4 separate regions of the Homo sapiens genome follow, and all the other regions are linked to region 1. The links are chromatin contacts, found by Hi-C or POLR2A ChIA-PET in ENCODE. All regions are on one chromosome and are shown on one strand. The core of a region is the stretch at or near the end of the contact, and the rest is flanking DNA. Distances in the headings are between cores, read along the strand shown.

Region 1 (3,228 bases), core at 688-3,187:
GGCTAATTTTTGTATTTTTAGTAGAGACGGGGTTTCACCATGTTGGCCAGGATGGTCTCGACCTCTTGACCTCGTGATCCACCCACCTCGGCCTCCCAAAGTGCTGGGATTACAGGCATGAGCCACCACGCCCGGCCGACTTTGGCTTTCACTCCAGGTGAAATGTGTAGTCCTTGGAGGATTTTTGAGAGGAAAGACATAAATCTGATTTTTTTTTAAAGGATCAACCGAGATACTGTGATGCAAACAGACTAAAAGAGGAAAGAGCAGAAACTACTGCAGTAATTCAAGTACGAGACAACGTAACTTGAACAAGTGAAGGTGATAACAAGAGCCTGGGAGTGTGGACAGATTTTAAAGGTGGAGAGTCCATAGGATTTGCTGATATATATGGAAGAGATTAATCAGGGATGATACCAAAGATTTTCATCTAGACAAATATTTCAGTAGTGACAATGAATGTAAATCCAATAAACCTGCTAGTCAAAAGGCAGACTGGGCTGGGCACGGTGGCTCACACCTGTAGCCCCAGCACTTTGGGAGGCTGAAGCAGGTGGATCACCTGAAGTCAGGCCTTCAAAACCAGTCTGGCCAACATGGCGAAACCCCATCTCTACTACAAATACAAAAAAAAAAAAATTAGCTGGGCATGGTGGCACACACCTGTCATCCCAACTACTCGGGAGGCTGAGGTGGGAGATATGCTTGAACCTGGGAGGCGTGGTTGCAGTGAGCTGAGATTGGGCCACTGCACACCAGCCTTGGGCGACAGAGCAAGACTCCATATCAAAAAAAAAAAAAAAAAAAAAAAGCAGGCTGTCCACTTAGATTAAAAAAAAAACCCAGAGATATGCTGTTTACAACAGTATATAAAATATGAGCATACAGAAAAGTTAAAACTTAAGAATATGAAAAACGTTTGAAGCAAGTATCAAAACACAGCGGCCGTGGCTAAATTAATGCCAGAGAAAAGAAAAGTCTTCTCTCTTCATCTCTACCTCCACTAACTTTCTCTAACAGTTTGGCAATTTGTTAACCCCGTCTTCCTGCCAGGACTGCTTCTCTGAGGATAAGGCTGTCACACCATCATTTGGATCCACCCACAACTTAGAACAGTCCCCATTTGGTAGTAAACACCAAGTAAAAATAGTTACTTTAGGCCGGGCGCGGTGGCTCACGCCTGTAATCCCAGCAGTTTGGGAGGCCGAGGCGGGTGGATCATCTGAGATCAGGAGTTCGAGAGCAGCCTGGCCAACATGGAGAAACCCTGTCTCTACTAAAAATACAAAAATTAGCCGAGCGTGGTGGCACGCGCCTGTAATCCCAGCTACTCGGGAGGCTGAGGCAGCAGAATCGCTTGAACCCAGGAGGCGGAGGTTGCAGTAAGCCGAGATCAGAGATCCGCGCCACTGCAGTCCAGCCTGGGCGACAGAGCAAGACTGTCTCAAAAGAACAAACAGTTACTTTAAGTGCTCTCCACCTATTTAACGTTATTTCTCTGTCATCACCAATGTTAACTGATTCGGAAGGACGAGGCTGTTCCTCTAAGGTGACACCTTGTAAAAGTCGTTGGTCGCCTGTACCATTTTCACCTCTTCCAAAGTGACATGCCAATTCTCTGAGAGAAGCTTAAAATGCTAGAGATCACGTGCGGCTACTCCTAAATAAGGCCTTCCAGGAGGCGCAGGGTGGCCCCAACCCAGCCGGCTGGACCGCCTCCCAGCGCACGGAGCAGGCAACGCCCGGCTCTGGCAATCTGGGAAGATTCCAGGAAAGGAAGAAAAGGCCAAGAGCACTGCAGGGTGACGCACCGGCCAGGAATGCTCGTTCCGAAAGCTCCCCGAACCTCTGAAGCTCACCTGCCCGCGGAGACTCCAGGTGTTCCCAGCAGCAGCCCCTCCAGCCAACTGCCCAGCAGCGAAGCTTGAGGCTCTGGCCGGAAGTGCTGTAGGAAGTCCCGCCTCCACCGGAGTGAGGTACGGCTGCTGGAGCATAGACGAGAATGTCAGCGACAGTATTGGAGGCCAGAGGAGTGGTCAGCCCACCCAAGCCCCGCCTCTGGGCGGGGGCCCAAGCGATTTCCGAGTGCTGAAACCTGGGATGACAGAGCAGCCCAGGGAAAGCGCGTGTTCCAGTTTACTAGATACCACAGAAGTGAGTTACAAATCCTGTAAGAGGTTCAGTTCCATGCGTATTGAGAGTCTACCACGTAGGCAGCATGCGGTGGTCAAAGAGAAGAATATAGTGTTGATACCGCCAAAACTAAAAAAAAAAAAAAAATTACCTAGTTAAAGCATAAGGCAGAATGAAAGTAAATGCAGTGATAGAAAAAATAATAGAAAAAGCAACTATCCTAGACATGTTAATTTCTGTTGAAACCGCCTTTGCAAAATTTTGACAGTAAGAGAAATCTGACATGGTTTACTCCTATCTTGATTCTAGCCTCACAGACTGGCTGTCTTTGCTCATTCCTGGGCACAGGACAAACTAACTTTGGGAGAAATTTAGTTTATAGTTTAAATGATAATAACCCTTCCCCAAAACTGCCCTTTTAAAACTAAATGAAAGGCCACCAAGTTAGGAGAATGAGAGGGTCCTGAATTCTTCTAAGTTGTAATTGTAGTTAAATGATTACCACCCATTATTCCACAGGTCACAAATTCGCATCTTCCCCAATCATTCCTGCAGATAACATCACTGTTGTAGAACCTAAGATTGGCCTTTTGAGATGTCTTTTCAGGTTTTTGCATTTCTGACAAGTGGATGGCCCCACCCTGACTCATCAACCTGGGGATCCACGAACCAACTCAGTGCAAGAGGACAGCTTCTACTTCTTATGATTTCACCTCTGACCCAACCAGTCAGCACTCCCCATTCCCTGGCCCCGTACCTGTCAAACTATCTGAAAAACCCCCTAACCTCTGAGCCTTTGGTGAGATGGATTTGAGTAACAACTCTGTCTCCCACGTGGCATGGCCAGCCTCGCGTCAATTAAACTTTCTTTACTGCAATGCCATGGTTTCTGTCAATTAATTTTGTTTGTGCAGCAGGCAGAAAGAACCCATTGGTGGATACCACAGACTCCACAACAAGAGCAGTTTGGGTAGAGTGAGTGTTAGCATTCCAAAACCAGACTGAAGTGAGGTGAAGTGGAAAGGAAATTGAGGGAGCAAAGCCAAATGACTCTTCCAAGAAGTGACCTTCTAATTGTCATATTAAATGGACACA
Region 2 (2,964 bases), core at 350-2,849, 770 kb after region 1:
GGTGGGAATTAAAAACCCGGAAACATTTCGCCAGAGCTCAGGGCCTCAATTTATTTTAATGCATGGAAAGAGTTTATTAAAAGTGAACCTCAAATTACTGAGGTTTTGCCTTCTTTTATTGTATGATTTTTAAAGTATTTGCCATACTAGTAAGAGTTCTGCAGAGAAGTGACATGTGGGAGTAGAGATTGTCTGGGTCAGACTAAATCAGCATTTCTTTGGCACAGGCTTGTCTTGGGCCGTCTGCCTGAGCCGACTGTATGTGTGAGCTGCAAAACAGAAAAAAGCTGTTGAGAGTCTTAGCCCAGGCTAAGAGCCCATTACCCCCATTTTGTTATTTCTGCCTGCAAACAGCAGTTCAATTAGCTTTTCTGGTGATAAAAGATAAAGATTTATTGTACCCCATATACAATTGAAATCAGAATTTCACAGGAGGGTCACAGTCATTAGAGAAGTTTTGGAATACTATTCTCCTAATAAGCACCATATGGGTTGTTGCTGTTATAATTTAACACCTACTAAGCAGGCATCTCATTCTAGGCTTTGAACAGCTGAGAGGCTAGCTCCTACCTTTTGTGCAGCTTAAAGTCAAAGCCACAGGTAGGAAATGTCACTTTGCTTGGTTCAAGACACGTATTGACAAGAGTTAACCACGAGTTTGTTTCCTTCCAGTTTATCTTACAAACCACAGTAAAATTCTGACATAGGAACACAGTCCGAAGTCCAAAGTGCTTTCGCACAATAAGTTCATTATGCCCAGCGTGCAATTCATGCATCAAGGGGGCCGCCGGACCCCATTATCTTTATACAAATCAAGAGGCCAGTTGGAACAAGGAGGCTGGTCAGAATGGTCAAATTGTAGTTTTTCCCTTTCTTTTTTAAAAAATTTATTTTTTCACTTTGTATCGTTGTTCAGAATGGCACTTTTTAAAAGGAAGAAAGCCTCCAGCCCTGCCAAGCTCTGTTTACTCCACGGGAAGGAAAGGGGAGGAGGCTCCCTCACTCTCCAACAGCCTGGAGCCCACAAGGAGCCCTTGCTGCGGTTTCCAAGGCGGCCCCCTGACTTGCGCCGCGCCTCTATTCTAGAACTTTTCCCGGGCTGGAGCAGCGCAGTCTCCGCGCGCCCGGCTCTGCGCACGTGGAGCCGCGCGACCCCGGGCGGGGCGGGGCGGGGCGGGGCGGAACGGAACGGAACGGGACGGGACGGGACGGGGCGGGGCGCGGGCCCGGAAACGGGAAACGGCCCGGTGCGCCCCGCCCCTCCGCTCCGCCGCCCAGTCCTGGCCCCGAGCGCCAGGCCAAGCCAGCGCGCCAGCTGCCGGGCTATAATTAGAGGGACCGCAGCCCGGGCCCGGCCACCTCCTCGCGCCCCCCGCCCGCGTTCCCGGGGAAGAATGTGCGAGTGCGCGCGAGGGCCCGAGTGCGCCGCCGCCGGCGCGCTCTCTGGAGCAGAGACCGCGTGGTGAACCAAATAAAGTAAAAGGTCTGGCTCCTGCTGGGCGAGGCCGAGCGAGGAACGTGCGCGCCAGAGCAGGGGTGTGGCGAGCCCTCGGTGGCCCAGAAAAGATCAAACGCGCGTCAGCAGCAGCCGTGGCTGCCGCCTGCAAGGGTCCCTGACGCGGGCCGGGCTGTACAGGGTGGATTTTCTAAGTTGGAGATGGCGCATGACAAGAGCTGCCCCAAATCAAATGTCACTCCCTTTTTGGAAATCATGATGCTGCTTTTTTTTTTTTTTTTTGGCTGCAGCTATAATAAGCCAAATGTTCCGTGCTGGTGAAGTAAACACGCGTGTTTAAGAAGCATCTGTGTTAGCACTAATGGATGGTGCATGCTAATAAAAATGTATTTATTAAGCAAACCTCAGGACATGCCCCTATGGGAACTGCCCAGAGTACTGTTAACAACTGACTGCCTGAAAATGAGTTTACTTTCTATCAAGAAACTTTTATTTAAATTTGAAGAAAAAAGTTTTTCTTTGATCATAGCATTGTTGTGCACCTGAGGTTCTACCCAATTAGTTAACTGCTAATTTTTATTAATTATTCCCTTTAATACTCTGCAGTATTTTCTCAAAAAATGAACAGCATGACCCCTGTCACTTTAAAAAACTGACATTAAACTATTTCTCCATCACCAGCCTTGGAGTTGGGGGGGCAGGGTGCTGGCTACCAGAAGTAGCAACTAGATTGTGGAATAAGTATTGTGTAATAGTTTTAGTGATTGTTTAAAAGTGAATGAACCGGTGAATGGATAGGAGGCTAGAAAAAAAAAAAAAAGCCTTGCTTCAGGCTTGTGAATTCCTAGACACAACCCTACCCAAAGACTTCCTTCACCAACATATTTTTCTTTCTAGATAATAGGCACAAAAACCATTTAGAAGTTTGAGATGGAAATCATGCAATGCACTCTGCTCTTTATATATGTTACTGAGGAATCTGGAAGCTTTTCCGGGTTGAAATGCAATTCCTAGGAAATTATTCTTGCTCTTTTCCTGTGGCTGTTTTTAACACAGCAGCAATGCAATTTCAGTGGCTCTGCTCCTTCACAAAGACCTTTGAGAGGGAACTATGCTGAGAGATGCAAATTCAAGGTTTTCTGAAAACACCTCAGAATTGTCCAGTTCTGCCCCCAGATAAAACCACTAGAATAAAGGTCAGGAAATCTCCAGATGTTCTTGGGACTTGCGCAGTCATCTCAGGTAATTCAATTAGCTTTTGTGTCTGTTTTGCAATTATTAAAAAAAAATATAGGCCAGGCACAGTGGCTCACGCCTGTAATCCCAGGACTTTGGGAGGCCGAGGCGGGTGGATCACCTGAGGTCAGGAGTTTGAGATCAGCCTGGCCAACATGGTGAAACCCTGTCTCTACTATATATACAAAAATTAGCTGGGCGCCGTGGTGCATGCCTGTAATCCCAGCTACTTGGGAGGCTGAGGCAGGAGAATCACTTGAACCTGGGAAGCG
Region 3 (3,173 bases), core at 562-3,061, 970 kb after region 1:
TAAAAATAATAATAATAAAAAAAAGTTAGCGGGGTATGGTGGCATGCACCTGTAGTCCCAGCACCTCGGGAGGCTGAGGTGAGAGAATCACCTGAGCCCAAGAAGTTGAGGCTGCAGTGAGCGGAGATTGCACCACTGCACTCCAGCCTGGCAACCGAGTGAGACCCTGTCTCAAAAAAAAAACAAACAAACAAAGTCCAAATGTGGATAGGATGATACATTAACATATATTACATCAGAGTGGTAGGTTTACTGGTGTCTATAATTTTCTTTACCTGAATATTCGGAATATTTAAAATATTTCATGTCTTTAACTTTTCAAAAAATGGGTGATGAAGGTGAGACAGAGTCAACTTATTTAGAAAATTCTCTCAAAAAATAGTATATTAGAAAGTTCAACAGCTAGTGGTGGGGGTGCTGTCAAAAGAGGGCTTCTGTTTCATTTTTGGTAACATTAGTTGTTTTTAAGTGATACTCATAGTCAGGAAGTTGAACAGTGCAGAAAGGCATCGAATGAAAACGAGACAGTCTCCTTCCTTCTCCCACCAAAGGTGAAACTCCAGTAAACTTGCTTTTCTTTTAACAGCTACCTAATATTCCATTTGCCTTAGGATATCGCTTGAGTCCATTACTGATGGACACTTTAATAAGGTTTTGTTTTGTTTTTTAAGACTAGATACAAAAGCCCTTTTGAAAAGGCTGAAGGAAAGGCTAGAATAGAGAAGAGGGGAGATGCGGAAGTTGGGGGAGATAGGGCAAAACCCAGGGGAATGGGATCTGTTGCGGGGCAGGGTATTGCCCTTTGAAGAGAGACTCTTGACAGTGAAGGAGAAAAGAGGACAGGTGGGTAAGGAGGTGGCAGGAAGAAGAAAGATCTCTCACTCCTGTCTCCTGTGATGTGTGAGGCATGGCTGTCTGCTGATAGTGAGAGGGTTGGGGAGGGCATAGGAACTCCAGGGAGTGAAGAAGACACACTGGTCAGGGCAGGAGCGTGATCTTGCCAGAAAAATGTCTTGAAATTGCTGCTTAGTTTATGGGTTGATGATCATGAATTTTATCTGAAACCTGCCTGCCATATTGTATAACTTTTATCCCTACCTTTTTTGCCTTTTAAAACATAAACTTGACAACAGATGTTTTAAAAATTTAAACGCTGCTCATAGTAAATTTGTTTGGTTTGTGAAAGTAGGTACAACTTGGCTGCATGGTATGAGTCTTTGGAGTAGAAAAGGTGACTTTTATGTAATGGTTTTCTCTCCTGGAAAAAAGAGTTTTCTGCCAGACATAGGTTTAAGGTTCCATTTCAAAATGTGAAATTTATTAAGTGTCAGTTTTTAAAGTATGTATTGATCTTGGAGAGGTGTGTATAAATCTTAGGATAAAGTTCATAAAATTTTCTGTTCCTTCTCAACTCTGCAGCCACCCTTTAAGATACTGAATTGATTCTCCCCTCACCAGAGTTGTTTCATTTGTCTGTGGCTCATACCATATTTTTAATCCTTAGGAATGCCAAGAAGAATTGGCAACGCATTCAGGAGCATTTCTTTTTTGCAACATTTCACCCACTCAAGGATTATTGTCTAGAGGTGAGTAGAGAATATCATTTGTAAATTCTCTATTGTATCTTTAATCCTGATGCTTCCTTTCTGCTTTTGTTGAAGGGTTGTGATTAGGGTAAAGTTTTTTTCTTGCTTACAAACATCACCTTAACATTTTAAAGTTCTAAGTTTAACTTTGTCACTTTATGCAGATGACTTGCTTTCATTTCACTCTTAAGCAGTGAAAATTGGCTAGTCATTTTCACTTTCTATTTCTCAGGCAGTGTCTGGCTTGTAAACAATGGAAGGGAATATTTAACTCTAAACAGAAATCTGTTCTGACATTAAAAGGAAATGAGTGAGAACATTTGTGCAGGTGAGATTTCATTGTACTGAAGCCCATTGTTAATGAAAGAACAAAAAGATATACTTTTTTGTTAATGGCAATTTTTAGGTTCTGGGTAATGAGAATTGTATAGGAGATGATACATCACCTCACTGACTGTAACAAAATGTGCTTATATAATTTTAAGAACCATAAACATGCTTATTATGATTAACATGTAAATTAATTCAATATGTAAATCATTAGACATTGCATAAATTATGATACCTTCTCCCTTTTTCAACTGTAATTATAATGTGCTGCCCTTGAATTTAAATCACTGACCTAGGGCTTTTCCTCTGAAGAACTTATAAGTTATTGGTAACTTAAGCTGCTGTGCATAAGCAATTTTTTTGGTGGATTACTAAGATTATTGATAAACTGATCTGTAAAAAAGTATAGATCTATATATTGCAAGATATGCATCCTAGAACACTAATGTGTATTTTCTGCTGCTTCACTGCAAATATCATTTAGGATTTTTCAAAGATTTTAATATGCTCTGCTCTGTGTTCTTTAGCGCCCAGAATGCTTTGTCCGGCATCTTTCTGCAGGACTCCTCTAGTCACTCTAGTGTTAAGTCAACCTTTTTCTATTCAGTCTTCCAACAGGAGTAAGTCCTTTGCCTCCCTCCTGCCCTCCCTCATCCTTACCTTTGACCACCTCACTCTCATATGTTTTATGATTTATTCTCCAGTCATGAAATGAATTAAAGGTGTATGTGTAAATAAAATAATGGGGCTTAATTGTTCATAGGAACTGTATCTCTTCATGTATTTGTTTTTTTTTTGTTTTTATTTTATTATTATTATACTTTAAGTTTTAGGTTACATGTGCACAATGTGCAGGTTAGTTACATATGTATAAATGTGCCATGGTCGTGTGCTGCACCCACCAACTCGTCATCTAGCATTAGGTATATCTCCTAAAGCTATCCCTCCCCCCCTCCCCCCACCCCACAACAGTCCCCAGAGTGTAATGTTCCCCTTCCTGTGTCCGTGTGTTCTCATTGTTCAGTTTCCACCTATGAGTGAGAATATGCGGTGTTTGGTTTTTCGTTCTTGCGATAGTTTACTGAGAATGATGATTTCCAATTTCATCCATGTCCCTACAAAGGACATGAACTCATCATTTTTTATGGCCTCATAGTATTCCATGGTGTATATGTGCCACATTTTCTTAATCCAGTCTATCATTGTTGGACATTTGGGTTGGTTCCAAGTCTTTGCTATTGTGAATAGTGCCGCAAT
Region 4 (3,040 bases), core at 85-2,584, 630 kb before region 1:
CTTGACATCTGTGAGCACCTCCCCTCTCTCCACTCTATTGAGTATATGAGAGGCTACAATTGTCATTTATTTGAATGAACACAGAGAAACCAATTTAATCAAGCAAGGGAATGGAATGCAAATCCAAGGTCAAGAATGTACTTTCTTCTTAGTTCTCCTTCTTGTAAACCAAAAAGTATCTGAGACAGGTCTCAATCAATTTAACAATTTATTTTGCCCAAGTTAAGGAGATGCCTGTGACACAGCCTCAGGAGGTCCTGATGTCGTATGCCCAAGGTGGTCAGGCTACAGCTTGGTTTTATAGATCTTAGGGAGACATAAGACATCAATCAATACAGGTAAGATGTATGTTGGTTTGGTCCAGAAAGGTGGGACAACTGGGAGCCAAGTGTAGGAGGGAGAGCTTCCAGGTCATAGGCAGATTCAAAGATTTTCTGATTGTCAATTGGTTGAGTTATTATCTAAAAACCTGGAACCAATAGAAAGGAATGTCTGGGTTATGATAAGGGCTTGTGGAGACCAAGGTTTAGTCATGCAGATGAAGCCTCCAGGTAGGCGGCTTCAGAGAGAACAGATTGTAGATGTTTCTTATCAGACTTAAAGAGTCTGTTCTGCCAGGTTTTGTTGTTGCTGTTGTTGTTGTTGTTGTTTTAATTGAGATAGAGTCTCGCTCTGTCACCCAGGCTGGAGTGCAGTGGCGCAATCTCAGCTCACTGCAACCTCCACTCCCTGGGTTCAAGAGATTCTCGTGCCTCAGCCTCCCAAATAGCTAGGATTACAGGCGCCCATCACCACGCCCAGCTAATTTTTGTATTTTTAGTAGAGATGGGGTCTCACCACATTGGCCAGGCTGGTCTCAAACTCCTGACCTCAAGTGATCCACCCGCCTCAGCCTCCCAAAGCGCTGGGATTACAGGCGAGAGCCACAGGGCCCGGCCTGTTCTTTCAGTCTTAAGGTCCATGTTGATGTTAATGGTAATGAGACGTGGCCAACCCTCCCCTTCCTCTCATGGCCTGAAGTAGTTTCATAGGTTGACTTTGGAATGCCCTCGGCTGAGAGGAGGGGTCCATTCCGATGGTAGGCGGACTTGGAATTTTATTTTTGGTTTACACTCTGTTTCATTTTCCTCTCATTCTCTTTGTCCCCCCACCTTGAGAAAAGTCACCCCAGACTTCCTGCCACTCCTCAGATAAGTATCAGGTCTTGAATGCTTTCTTCCCTAGCAGCTCGAACTAGATGAGTAAGAAGACGCTTGTCTGAGTCATCAATGTATCAACCAGAAACAAGCTCAGGAAATGCGTCTTTAGCATCCCCACTACCCCCACCCCATCCACCAGGCCTTTAATGGAAAGTTTCCCATGGGGGCCAGGGACACTCAGCAGGGGACTCTCCCTAGAGCCCCTGGGCTGCTCCCACTGTCTGCTGGCCCAGAAAGTCCACCGAGATCACAGCTTTTTATAAACTCACTTGAGATTCTATTTCCTGAGTACAGTTGAGGTTCCCCCTCCTTTTTACAAGTTCAAGATACAGTACTTCAAAGTTCCACTGTAAATTCTAGAGCCCTTGAGATTTTCTATGCTGACCAAATACTTTGTTAACACAACTCTGTCGGCCACATAAAATGGAACAACGCTTACTGCATGAAAAGTTTTGTTTGGTTGACAGCACACAGGACACCAGTTTTGTTTTCTAACTGGAAAAGCACCACCACATGCAGATGTGATTGGTAGGAAAATGGGGCTCTGGATGCACAGGTAATTTTGGTGAATGAGCTAAGGTACTGTGTGTACATCGCTGTTGTCGTAACAGGTTCAATGTGAGGGAGCCGTCTAAGCACTGGCAATGTGGACGCCAGATGCCAGACCAGAAGGGCGGGGCTAGACCACAAACCCAGAGACCTAGGTTCTCGTTAGAACTGAGCCACCAACCAGTGCTGTGGCCTGAAGGAGTCTCTGAGCCACCAACCAGTGCTGTGGCCTGAAGGAGTCTCAACTTCTCTGAGTTTCAGTTTTCTCATTTGGTGTAAAAACTGCAGTTGCTTATCACATAGGATTGCAATGAGAATCAAATGAAACATATCTGTGAATGGAAACAGCTTATATGAAAACTCTAAAACCCTATGCCAACGTAAAATTTTGTGGAAGTAAACACGTTTTACATTCAAGAGTGAACAAAACCAGATTTTTTTTTTTTGAGACAGAGTTTTGCTCTTGTCGTCCAGGCTGGAGTGCAATGTCACAATCTTGGCTCACTGCAACCTCTGCCTCCTGGGTTCAAATGATTCTCCAGCCTCAGCCTCCCGAGTAGCTGGGATTACAGGCACCCGCCACCACACCCAGCTAGTTTTTGTACTTTTAGTACAGACGGGGTTTCTCCATGTTGGCCAGGCTGGTCTCAAACTCCTGACCTCAGGTGATCCACCCACCTCGGCCTCCCAAAGTGCTGGGATTACAGGCGTGAACCAACGTGCCCAGCCAGACATTTTTTATTCTAACCAGATGGCTTGCTTGTATCTTTGTTTGGTGCTTCCTACTTCAAATGTTTTGTTTTGTTTTTTATATTAATTAGCCTCTGGGACAAAAGAAAAGCATGCATGGTTTTGTCTTGCTGGGTTCAACAAATACTTTTCTGGCATGCTAACTGCTTCTCACCAAGGGAGCAACCACGTTAAGCAAACCAACATGAGAACTGGCAACACAGACAAAGGTACTTCAAATATTCACTGGCAACACACTTATGGAATGTCACTGTGTCTGCTTTGCGAGGATCCAGTCGCAAATGAACATCTGGGTGCAGAGCTCGAAATGTCTCTGTGTGCCTTGTCTCGTCACCTCCCACTGACTCCTCAAACAGTCCTGTGAGATCTGTTATTACTGCCATCCCTGTTCCACTGCTGCAGGAGGCACAGCTTAATCTGTATCATTGACATGTACAAGGTGACACCAGAAGTAATGGAACTGAGGCCAGGCATGGTGGCTCATACCTGTAATCCCAGCACTTTGGGAGGCCGAGGTGGGTGGATCACCTGAGGTCAGGAGT

The links. A loop is a pair of places that touch in the nucleus more often than their neighbours do. ChIA-PET counts read pairs that join two places held with the same protein, here RNA polymerase II (POLR2A). Pooled maps may share reads with other maps.
Region 2: a loop to region 1 is called in a pooled map, with 4 times the contacts of the local background. The contact joins the enhancer-like site here to the promoter of TBCE in region 1. A Hi-C loop is called at or near these places in 4 of 50 pooled maps. POLR2A ChIA-PET finds 5 or more read pairs at or near these places in 2 of 52 experiments (HEK293 and activated CD4-positive, alpha-beta T cell).
Region 3: a loop to region 1 is called in a pooled map, with 11 times the contacts of the local background. The contact joins the enhancer-like site here to the promoter of TBCE in region 1. A Hi-C loop is called at or near these places in 5 of 50 pooled maps.
Region 4: a pooled map shows a loop between it and region 1 (5-fold over the local background). The contact joins the enhancer-like site here to the promoter of TBCE in region 1. A Hi-C loop is called at or near these places in 1 of 37 single-sample maps with no recorded cell type and 6 of 50 pooled maps. POLR2A ChIA-PET finds 5 or more read pairs at or near these places in 1 of 52 experiments (activated CD4-positive, alpha-beta T cell).

Annotation. Positions count from the first base shown.
Region 1 is chr1:235,366,136-235,369,363 of GRCh38, reverse strand. It overlaps TBCE (tubulin folding cofactor E), which reads right to left and starts at 1,937. Exons shown (of 17, transcript NM_003193.5): 1 at 1,860-1,937. It overlaps LOC124904559 (a long non-coding RNA gene), which reads left to right and starts at 1,944. Exons shown (of 2, transcript XR_007066957.1): 1 at 1,944-2,154; 2 at 2,741-3,011. RefSeq lists enhancers at 1,638-1,977, 1,517-2,230.
Region 2 is chr1:234,598,451-234,601,414 of GRCh38, reverse strand. No RefSeq gene overlaps it. Among named protein-coding and RNA genes, the nearest start is that of IRF2BP2, 10 kb to the left of the region's middle. RefSeq lists silencers at 514-563, 964-1,493 and enhancers at 1,037-1,550, 1,551-2,064. Within about 2 kb of position 1,599, at least 40 of the 41 ENCODE cell types and tissues checked have a DNase peak (open chromatin) inside an H3K27ac peak, as active enhancers do.
Region 3 is chr1:234,399,594-234,402,766 of GRCh38, reverse strand. It overlaps TARBP1 (tRNA guanosine 2 -O-methyltransferase TARBP1), which reads left to right. Exons shown (of 30, transcript NM_005646.4): 25 at 1,505-1,586. Among named protein-coding and RNA genes, the nearest start is that of COA6-AS1, 28 kb to the right of the region's middle. Within about 2 kb of position 1,811, at least 5 of the 41 ENCODE cell types and tissues checked have a DNase peak (open chromatin) inside an H3K27ac peak, as active enhancers do.
Region 4 is chr1:235,997,830-236,000,869 of GRCh38, reverse strand. The region is part of intron 12 of NID1 (nidogen 1); the gene reads left to right. Among named protein-coding and RNA genes, the nearest start is that of LINC02768, 27 kb to the right of the region's middle. RefSeq lists enhancers at 1,384-1,453, 1,494-1,543, 445-1,644. Within about 2 kb of position 1,334, at least 13 of the 41 ENCODE cell types and tissues checked have a DNase peak (open chromatin) inside an H3K27ac peak, as active enhancers do.